3 separate regions of the Homo sapiens genome follow, and regions 1 and 3 are each linked to region 2. Evidence: chromatin contacts called from ENCODE Hi-C data. All regions are on one chromosome and are shown on one strand. The core of a region is the stretch at or near the end of the contact, and the rest is flanking DNA. Distances in the headings are between cores, read along the strand shown. Region 1 overlaps LCP2 (lymphocyte cytosolic protein 2). Region 2 holds the start of RARS1 (arginyl-tRNA synthetase 1). Region 3 overlaps DOCK2 (dedicator of cytokinesis 2).

Region 1 (3,306 bases), core at 48-2,547, 1.8 Mb after region 2:
CTCCCCTGCCCCTCAACTCCCTCATTTCTCCCAAGATATGGGCTCCAGGCTGGGCGCGGTGGCTCACGCCTATAATCCTAGCACTTTGGGAGGCTGAGGTGAGCAGATCACTGAGGTCAGGAGTTCGAGACCAGCCTGGCCAACATGGTGAAACCCCGTCTCTACTAAAACTACAAAAATTAGTCAGGCATGGTGCACGCCTGTAATCCCAGCTACTCAGGAGGCTGAGGCAGGAGAACCACTTGAACCTGGGAGTCAGAGGTTGCAGTGAGCTGAGATCACGCCACTGCACTCCAGCCTGGGGACAGGAGCAAAACTTCGTCTCAAAAAAAAAAAAAAAAAAAAGAAAGAAATGGTATCCAAACCTCCTACCTCATTAGAGCAATGGGATAAACAAATTTTGATAAACACACTGGTACTTAAGAGGAAAGAGAAGGAGGAAGGGGAGGGAAAGGTTTACTCTCTGTAATAATATTGTTGACAACTCCAGGCTTTTGTGACTGGGCAGAGAGAGCGAGGCTTTAAGAGCAGCAGCGGGGGCTTCCTAGTTGCCTCCTGACCATGCCGTCAGAATGCTTGTGACATGGTTCTTTTTGGTTCCCTTAAGTGGTTGTTTCAAGAAGACGATGGGCATGTGGGATAAAAGGACTCCTACAGAGCTGGCAAGGGAGCCCCGTTAGTGTCCTGTGTCCTGGCCGTGTCAGGTGGTGCTGGCTGCAGCAGCCACTCCCATTCTGTCACCTGTTTATTCAACAATGTGCACTGAGGGCCTTCTAAGTGCTGGGAACTTAGAAGTGCTCAAGGTGCATCAATGAGCAAAACAAAGATCCCTGCTAGTGGAGAGGAAACTTTAAGGAGGTGAAATGTGCTGCATATGCACCATGCACATGCAGAGTGGGGGGCTGGGGAGGGGGATGGGAGTGCAGGGGGGGGCTGGGGGGGATGGGAGTGCAGGGGTGGGGGCTGGCGAGGGGGATGGGAGTGCAGGGGTTGGGGGCGGGGGGGATGGGAGTGCAGGGGTGGGGGGCTGGGGGGATGGGAGTGCAGGGGTGGGGGGCTGGTGAGGGGGATGGGAGTGCAGGGGTGGGGGGCTGGGGGGGATGGGAGTGCAGGGGTGGGATGCGGTTGCCATTTAAAATGATCAGGCCTCACTGAAGAGGTGACATTTCAGTAATGACTTGAGCGAGGTGGGACTGAGGCTCACCTCAACGCCCTCCTCCTACAGAGTTTGACAGGGCTCTGACCAGCTCACAAGGCTGCTTTGGATCTTGAAAGAACCTCCTGCTCTCTGCGGTGTTGCCTCTCACCAGTATCTCTAGCAGCCAGGCTGGAGGCTGCCGGGGCTCGAATTGGGTGAGGAAGGAAATGTCAAACCGCAGGCCTCAGCAGAGGAGCAGCAAAGAGCTGAGTGGGGGCAGAACAGGTCCTGGCAGTTGGCTTGCAGCAAAGTGTGGGCTCCCAGGGTCCTCCTGCTTTAAGGGGCTACAGAAAGCACCTTCCAAGCCTGTGGGACCACTGCCAGGGTCTGGTGGACGGTGCAACAGTGATGGTGGGCATAGCAGGGAGGTGGTTGCTATGGCTATTGCTAGGTGCAAACCTTCAAATTACACCCTACCCCCAGAGGACCAAGTGACAGTGAGTGGAGGGAGGTGACTCATTCTCCCTTCACCCCATAAACCCCTGGCCTCGCTCAGGACCAGAGCAAGAAGTGATGGGGGCTGGGCAGCCATAGACAGCAGTCCTCTCTGCTTGCCTTTGTTTAAGGGACTAGCTGGCCCTGGAAATGGGCTGAACCTCCCCACAGGAAGCCAGGCCCGTGTAGGAAGGCAGCATTCTACAATGACCTAGGTTCCAGCCCAGCTGCATCCCTAACTTACAGCATGGTGGGGGCCAGTCTTCATCTTCTCAGTCTAAGGTCTCTCCTGGTAATGTACAAGGTACAGGGCCTGCAGGCACAGACAGTCTAACTACAATGTCTGGCCCCAAGGGTGGCGCCCACTGTGTGATCTCAGACAAGGCAGCTGCCCTCACTTGGCCCCAGATTCCTTATCAGCACAATACAGGGGTTAAACCTGATTAGGGAATCCCTGATGGGCCTGATCATCATGATTACTTAGCTGTACCTGTTGCAAACACTGATCACCAGGCCCAGCCTAGACCTACCTGAACGGACTCTCTGAGGAGAAGCCTGAGGCTCAGTGACATCAACCGGCCCCCACGTGATTTTTATTATCATCCAAAAAGCTTGTGAAATAAATCCTGCTATTCTTGACACTGATGAAATTGTTTGTTTGTTTGCTTGTTTTAAAAAAGGAGGAGAAGGAAAGGCAGGAGAAGGAACTTTGTGATTATGAAGGGAGTGAAACAGGAGAGTGGGGGTATGCGGGGCCTTAGCTGGCCTCTGATGTAGCCCTTTAATTCTCCCCACACTTGAACAACAGTGAAGGAAGCCCTACTAGTGGGTCTAGAAATCAACTTTGCTGATGACACAAGAGGAAAGAAACTATACAAGAAAAGAAGGCTGCCAGGCAGGTGGAAAAGGAGGGAGAGAGAGAGGGGGGAAGGGAAGGGAAGGGGAAGGGGTATAGAATAGAAAATATCAGTGCACAAAGCATGCAGTAGGAATAGGCATTGTCCTGTGAAAATTCCATCTTTGTTTCCTCTACTGTGGCACGTGTAGCTGTGTACTGGCTTATGATGTAGAGCGCATTCTTGCCACAGCTCACATAGTAAGAGCTTTGGCCAACTTCTGACCAAAGCCCTCCCACAGTGGGAGCCTTATTCCCTGGGCTCAGATTTCAGACTGCCTGCTGATCCCTCCTGGGACAAGGCTCCCGGCTCCTGGGTAGGGCAGATGCCTCTCCCCCTGTGCTGTTCTCTCAGTGGGACCCTGGAACTCTCCTTCTCCTCCCCACCCCTCCTCCCTGCACACATTCCCACTCTCAGCCCTGCTCTCGCTCTGCATTCCAATCCTCCTTCCAAGGAACAAAGTGTTCTTTCCGTCTTTAAAGACCAGCCCCCTTGAACCAAGAGCCAAACCTTCTAAATTCTATCCTTGTCACCTGAGAAGCCGGGGGCAGCCAGATGTTTTAAGACTCAGGAAGGAGCCTTTCACCATCACCTGAGGCCTCGGTCGAGAGTGTAAGAGTAGGACATAATAATTTGAGGACACAGTGTTCTCCTTACTTGTCACCCATGTCCCCTACCCCTGTAGTTTTACATGGAGTGTTTTCCTGGTGCCTCACGATCATTTTCCTGGTAGACAAGTATAATTATTCTCATTTTTACAAATAAAAAAGGCAGGGC
Region 2 (3,740 bases), core at 394-2,893:
TATTTTTGGTAGAGACGATGTTTCACCATTTTTTCCAGGCTGGTCTTGGACTCCTGGGCTCAAGAAATCTGCCTGCCTCAGCCTCCCAAAGTGCTAGGATTACAGACATGAGCCACTGTGCCTAGCTCGATGTCAACTTTTAAAAGTATACACTGGGATATGAATTTTTAAAATACTTTTATGAGGCACGGAAGCGAAAACGTTTAGAGTGCTACTTTCTAAGTTCTGGAGTCATAGAGAAGAGTGAACAAGATAATTAAGGTCCCTGCCCTCTTAGAACATATATCCCAGGTTTGCTGTTTATAATTTTAACTCAATATATATACAATGAAATATTATTCAGCCTTATAAAAGAAAACCCTGTTATGGGTGACAACATAGATGAACCTGGAGAACATTATGTTGGTGCAATAAGCCGGGCACAGAAAGACAAATACTACATTAGCCCATGTATATGTGTAATCTAAAAAATTCAGATTCATAGAAGCAGAGCATAGAATGGTGGTTGTCAGGGCTTCAGAGGTAGGAAAGATGGGAGATGTTGCTCAAAGTTACAAAGTTTCAGTTAGGCGGGATGAATAGATTCTAGAGATGTAATGTATATTGTATACTTGCAGTTTTCGTTTTCGTTTCGTTTTGTTTGTTTTTAAATAGAGAGAGAAAAGGTCTCACTCTGTCATCCAGGCAGAGTACAGTGGCATGATCATGGCTCACCGCAGCCTCAAATTCTTGGGCTCAAGTGATCCTCCCACCTCAGCCTCCTATATACCAGGGACTACAGGCACATGCCACCATGCCCGGCTATTTTTCCATTTTTTTGTAGAGACGAGGTCTTAGCTGTTTCCCAGGATGAGAATAGATCTTAAATGTTCACAGCACACACGCGCGCGCGCGCGCGCGCACACACACACACACACACACATGCAAATGATAACTGTATGAGATGAAGGTTATGTTAATTATTTTGGTTGTGGTAATCATTTCAGAATGTATACATATATCAAAACATTACGTTGTACATCGTTATGATATACAATCTTTGTCAATTATACCTCAATAAAACTGGAAAAATAAATAAGATTTTAACTCAAATGTCACTTGCTTAGAGATGTCTTCTCTCACCCAAGTCACTCTATCACATTGCCTTCCTAGCAATTAAAACTACCTGAGATTATTGCCTTTTTTGGTCTATTTTCTCTCTCCATTCTAAAATGTGTCTGCCGTGAGAGGGGAGATCGTGTCTGTTTTGTTTTCTTTGTGCCCCCAGAGCCTAGAATACTGTCTGGCATTTTAAAGTACACAATAAATGTTTGTTGAATAAATGAATGGATTTGTTAGTTTTGTGCCCATTTCACAAAGGGGCAAAGTGAGGCCTTTGAGAGCCAGAAGCTCTAGGTCAGTGACTGTCCTAGTCTATCCAAGCACAGAGCAGCTCTGGTTAGTGTCTGCTCAATTCCTCTCCCCTCGCCCAAACGTCCCTGAGTTGCGGCCTCGCTCCTGACCGAAATCCCCGCGGGTTCTCCTCGCAGTGTCTACTGGATCCCGCCAGGAGGCAGCAGAGGCGCCAGCACCCAGTCCGACGGGACAGCGGACCGGAGGGGGTTTCCGCTTCCGGGAGAGGCTGACCGTTTCCGCTTCCGTCCACTTGGCGAGTGAGACGCTGATGGGAGGATGGACGTACTGGTGTCTGAGTGCTCCGCGCGGCTGCTGCAGCAGGTTTGGACGCAGGAGACCGGCGGGAAGGCCTGAAAGAGATGGAGCAGGCTCTGACTCCTGCCCAAGCGGCTTCGGGGGCGGGACAGCTAGGCGAGGACCATCCTGGTCCTCTCAGAGTGGAGCGGCACGGTCCCTGTGGGAACAGGAAGGGTTGAGAGAGGAAGCACCCATCATTTCAAAGCCCGTGTGACTGTGATTTTCAGCGGAATGGAGGGTCCCCACCCTCTCCCAGGCCTCCCCCAAACCAGCGTCTTCGGTGGGCTGGAGCCTGGCATGTTCAGAACAGTTCTCTCCCTACAATCCACCTCCTCTTCTGCATACACACGCGATTTAGGGGATGCGGGGAGATAGACAAGGGGGGAATACATTCAGAGCTCTGGGTCTTGGTTTGCAGCTCAGCCGCAGTTCTTCCCGGGTTACTGAGCGAGAGGATTCCTAATAAGCCCATGGGGTGATTCATTATCAGACCAGCGGAGCTTGCTCTGTGCCCTCAGCATTCGTCGGGAAGGAGCAGCCACACCATATAAAAGTGAAAGCGGCCGGGCGCGGTGGCTCATGCCTGTAATCCCAGCACTTTGGGAGGCCGAGGTGGGCGGATCACGATGTCAGGAGATCGAGACCATCCTGGCTAACACAGTGAAACTCCGTCTCTACTGAAAATACAAAAAAACTTAACCGGCTGTGTTGGGGGGGGTCCCTGTATTCCTAGCTACTCGGGAGGCTGAGGCAGGAGAATGGCGTGAACCCGGGAGGCGGAGCTTGCAGTGAGCAGAGAGCACACCACTGCACCACAGCCTGGGCGACAGAGTGAGACTCCGTCCCCCTACAAAAAAAAAAAGTGAAAGCGGAACAGTTCCATTACCTTTTATGCCCAGGTGGGGAGGGATGGTAGGAAGATAGTTCACAGTACTCTGTCCTGTTACGGCTGTATACTTAATCAGCAGTCACAAAGTACAAGTTAGTCAAGTAAATTGGCAAGCTCTTTACATTTCTGAGCCATTTATTTATCGGTATGTATTTATCTTTGCCTCACTTGGTTGTGATAATCATGAAGGTAATTTCTGAAAAGTGTTTTTAGCTCAGCTCCTGGAACATAATGTATGCTCATTTTTGGCAATTTGGTTTTGGCTGTAGCTATCTCCCAGTAAGTATTCTGAAATTTCAGGTGAGGAACTCCCCCTGAGTTTTGCAGTTTAAGTTGGAAGCTTTATTTCTTTCTGAATTGACATGTCTTTAGTTTTAGATGTTAAACTACAAAGCCTGGTCTGGTCTAGTCTAGGACCTAAGACACTGGAAACAGGAAGAAATGGGAAAATTGTTTAGTCCCAGAAAGGGTGAAAGGCAGACCCTTGAGCTATTTTGAATGTGACAAAGGACATTTGGGTTTTTTAAGAGTCCCAGGTCATAGGATTTGGGAATAAAAGCAGGTTGGTCAACCTGAAACTTAACTACTCTTGCTAAATCAGAGTGTTTATCGAGCCAAAGAAAAGAACTAGGGATATGAGACATGAGGCATATCCCATTATATACTTACTCCGATTCCTGTCTCCCAAAACACATGTATGTGTGGTTAATATATTCTTTTTCTTTTTCTTTTTTTTTGAAACAGAGTCTCGCTCTGTCAAGCAGACTGGAGTGCAGTGGCACGATCTCGACTCACCGCAACCTCAGCCTCTGGGATTCAGGCAATTCTCCTGCCTCAGCCTCCCAAGTAGCTAGGATTACAGGCATGCGCCACCATGCCTAGCTAATTTTTGTATTTTTAGTAGAGACAGCGTTTCGCTATGTTTGCCATGCTGGTCTTGAACTCTTGGCCTCAAGTCATCCACCTGCCTAGGCCTCCCAAAGTGCTGGGATTACAGGCGTGAGCCACCATGCCTGGCCAATATTTTCTTATTAAGGATAATATGCTAACGTCAGCAAAAATCTCAGAGGAGAAAGAAACACAGCTCATCAAAGGGAACATTAATGATTCCCATGGTCTATGCCACGCCTTGGTAGAGAGGGGAAATGTGGAAGTAAGT
Region 3 (3,379 bases), core at 587-3,086, 1.2 Mb after region 2:
CTTCAGTTACTTGTGTAACCCCTTGTAGGATTTTCTATTCCTTTTTTTTTTTCTTTTTGTTTTTTTGAGATGGGGTTTAGCTCTGTTACTTAGGCTGGAGTGCAGAGTACAGTGGTTTGACCTCAGCTCACTGCAGCCTCTGCCTCCCAGGCTCAAGCAATCCTCCTACCTCAGCCTCCTGAGCAGTTGGGACCACAGGCATGTGCCACCACACTCGGCTAATTTTTTTGTATTTTTTGATACAGACAGGGTTTTGCCATGTTTCCCAGGCTGGTTTTGAACTCCTGAGCTCAGGCGATCTGCCCGCTTTGGCCTCCCAAAGTGCTGGGATTACAGGCATGAGCTACCTGTGTCTGGCAGATTTTCTATTTTTCTTACCTCCCTTCCTGAAGATCCTCTGCAGCTCCCTCCTAACCCTGTGTCCCTAGGACACATGGAAAGTTGCTCTATTCTGCTCCTACACAGTGAAATATCGGCAGATGTATATGTTTGGTTGTTTTCATGGGACAGGATCAATTCAATTGGAGCTTTCCTTTGCCTTCCCAGAAGGTGTCACTAGAGGATGAAAATTAAATGACTTTTAATGTCGAGAAAAACATGGCCAATTTTGAGTGTCCCTACTTCCCTTTTTGCAACTGATTTCCTAGCATCCCTTCATCCCCGTGTTACCTACTTCTCCAGCCTCCCTGATGAGGGAAAAATGCTTTCTCTAAGCAATTCTGATTTTAATTAATACCAATCCAGGTGGGAGAGCTTCTTCTCACCCTCCATCCCCTCTAGTTAGTCAGCGTCTCTCCTGCTGTAATCCACACTAACTCTTGTCTCTCTCTCCCTCTGCCTCAGGGGATGTCAGGAACGACATCTACATTACTCTCTTACAAGGTGACTTTGACAAGTACAACAAGACCACACAGAGGAATGTGGAAGTCATCATGTGTGTGTGCGCGGAGGATGGCAAAACGCTGCCTGTAAGGGACTCACTGCTGCTCTGGGTGACAGGGTCCGCCTTGGGGGCCTCTGCTTGTAAAGACGTACTTTTCCTCTCCCTGATTCTGTTGTCTAAATGCCAGGTGCCTTTGGGATGGTGTTGAATAATGTGTTCAACACCTTTTGAGCTTGGTTAGTGCAGTGTTCCATAATAAGACCTTGTGATATTTCCTTACACCAAAGCAGTTTTTCAATGTCTGTTCCTTTCCTTTCACAACTTCTTCTTGTATGTATGTATGTATGTATGTATGTATTTATTTATTTATTTACTTTTGCTTGGTCTCAGCTTATAGGTTAGCTTTCTGCAGTTAAAATGTTCTCACTGAAACCTGAGCTGGTTTATTCAGGCAAAGTCCATGGTAAGAAAGAGGATCAATACAGTGCCTTGGGCTGGTGTGGAGGCTCAGGATGTGCTTAAAGCAGGCATTCTCAACACTTAATCTAACTCCCCAGCGCTCAGCCAGAAATGCTGGTGGAAAGCCTTATTCGTAAATTGGTCTCCAGAGAGCTAGCAGGGTGTATTCAGGAATGCAAAGCGCATTGCTATATTTATACAGCATATGTCCTGTCCAATATTTGTCATGTGTGTTTATATTTATTTGCTTGTATTTTCTTTAAGGTTGTCAGTGCTGTGTCCAGTGTGTAGGAGGGTTTTGTTTCTCAGTTCCTCCTGACAGAGTAGTTAGCTGAAAAGAAAATCAGCTCTCAGGAGAAATTTTAGCATGGGCGAATATTCCTCTTAGGCCACTGTGAGTGATCAAATAGCCAAGCAGGGCGGGTGTGTTCATCAGAGAGGGGATGTGAAGATGGAAGAGGCATCATTTTTGTCCTTGGGGCCTGGAGATCAGACTGATACTTTGTACCCAAGAATAACTAACATTCACAGGGGAATTACCATGTGTCAGGCTGTGTGATAGTATGACACATTTCCTTTATTATGCCCCATTTTACAGATAGGGAAACAAAACCCGTGTCACTTACAGTAACTCGCCCAAAGCCATAATGTTAGCATATGTCAGAGATGGGGTTTGACTGGTTCCAGGCCCTCTGAGACACTTCACTACAATGCCCGTACATGTAGCAAAATTCTCCAATTTATTTCTCATTTTAAAAAATGAGGCTAATAACCACTGCTGGCAAATTTGGGAAGATTCATAATCGTTTTTTAAATGTAAAGAAATCCTCACAATTGCCTTTTTGTTCATAAAGACTGGTCATGTTAATTAGTATCTATTTGAACAAAATCTAAGCATTGAACGCATCCTCCTTTTGTTGCAGTCTGAAACTTTTTCCAAAAAATAAAATAAGTGAGAAATACTTGACTCAAAGGAACATAAAGGAGCGGAGGGTTTTTATCTGAAAGGGAAATTGCAATTCCCAAATGTAGAGACCATTGCTTTGAAGTTACTTTTATCCAACTTCCCTGGTAGAGAACTTTTTAACCTCAGCTTCATTTTTGAAACATTGATACGCTTACCTTCCATGTTGCCAAAGGACAAATTAAAAGACACAGTTAACAGGCAAGCAGCCATCTTATCTCCTGTCTGAGCCACTCTTTCTTCCACTTTTGTCACCCTTTCAAGTCACTACCGAGCAGGCTGAGCAGATGCACTTATCCAAGATGAGTAGGTAAGCAGGTATTCTGGGGGCTGACATGGAAAGGGAACTGTGGGGCATGGTGATGATTTGTGGTTTCCTCTATTAGGGAAATTCTGGGGGAGTTCAGTTGACTGACTATTGAAAATTGCTTAGGAAGCCTGTGGGAGGCTTTTCTTTCTCTATTTGTAGAAATAAATATTACTGCCTAATTAAGTGTCAGTCAGTACATTCAAACACTTCTGTTTGATATTGGTGGGCTCCTGTGGAAATGGTCCCCTTTAGAAATATTGATTTCTCCTCCTGCTCTAGGTGCATGCACACTGTCTTTGGCAGAGCAGGACCAGAGGGCAGAGGAGGTTAGGCCTGCTCATGGCTCACCTTGGGGTGTCAAGGGCCTTGCTCAGGAGGGGTCATAGCAGAGAAGCTAATGGGGTGGGCTCTGGGGTCAGGCAGACAGGGTTCAAATTCCAGCCTCCCCTCATATTAGCTGTGTGATCTTAGGCAAGTTTATTCATGTGTAAAAAGAAATAATAACCTCTTCTCGTGGGGTTGCAGGTTAAACAAAAGAGTAGGTATTAAAACAACTAAAAGAGTATGATTGGATTGTTTATAACACAAAGGATAAATGCTTGAGGACATGGATCCCCATCTTCCATGATGTGATTTTTATGCATTGTATGCCTCTATCAAAACATCTCATTTACTCCATATATATGTGTGTGTGTGTGTGTGTGTGTGTGTGTGTGTGTGTGTGTGTGTGTATGTGTATGCACACACTATGTGCCCACAAAAA

The links. A loop is a pair of places that touch in the nucleus more often than their neighbours do. Pooled maps may share reads with other maps.
Region 1: a loop to region 2 is called in a map with no recorded cell type, with 5 times the contacts of the local background. The contact joins the enhancer-like site here to the promoter of RARS1 in region 2. A Hi-C loop is called at or near these places in 2 of 37 single-sample maps with no recorded cell type and 5 of 50 pooled maps.
Region 3: a pooled map shows a loop between it and region 2 (3-fold over the local background). The contact joins the enhancer-like site here to the promoter of RARS1 in region 2. A Hi-C loop is called at or near these places in 2 of 50 pooled maps.

Annotation. Positions count from the first base shown.
Region 1 is chr5:170,277,419-170,280,724 of GRCh38, forward strand. All of the region lies in intron 3 of LCP2 (lymphocyte cytosolic protein 2), which reads right to left. Among named protein-coding and RNA genes, the nearest start is that of LCP2, 19 kb to the right of the region's middle. Within about 2 kb of position 1,298, at least 19 of the 41 ENCODE cell types and tissues checked have a DNase peak (open chromatin) inside an H3K27ac peak, as active enhancers do.
Region 2 is chr5:168,484,828-168,488,567 of GRCh38, forward strand. RARS1 (arginyl-tRNA synthetase 1) reads left to right here and starts at 1,644. Exons shown (of 15, transcript NM_002887.4): 1 at 1,644-1,716. The coding sequence starts at 1,672.
Region 3 is chr5:169,701,460-169,704,838 of GRCh38, forward strand. It overlaps DOCK2 (dedicator of cytokinesis 2), which reads left to right. Exons shown (of 52, transcript NM_004946.3): 14 at 844-968. Among named protein-coding and RNA genes, the nearest start is that of DOCK2, 66 kb to the left of the region's middle. RefSeq lists enhancers at 1,454-1,503, 1,564-1,973. Within about 2 kb of position 1,837, at least 2 of the 41 ENCODE cell types and tissues checked have a DNase peak (open chromatin) inside an H3K27ac peak, as active enhancers do.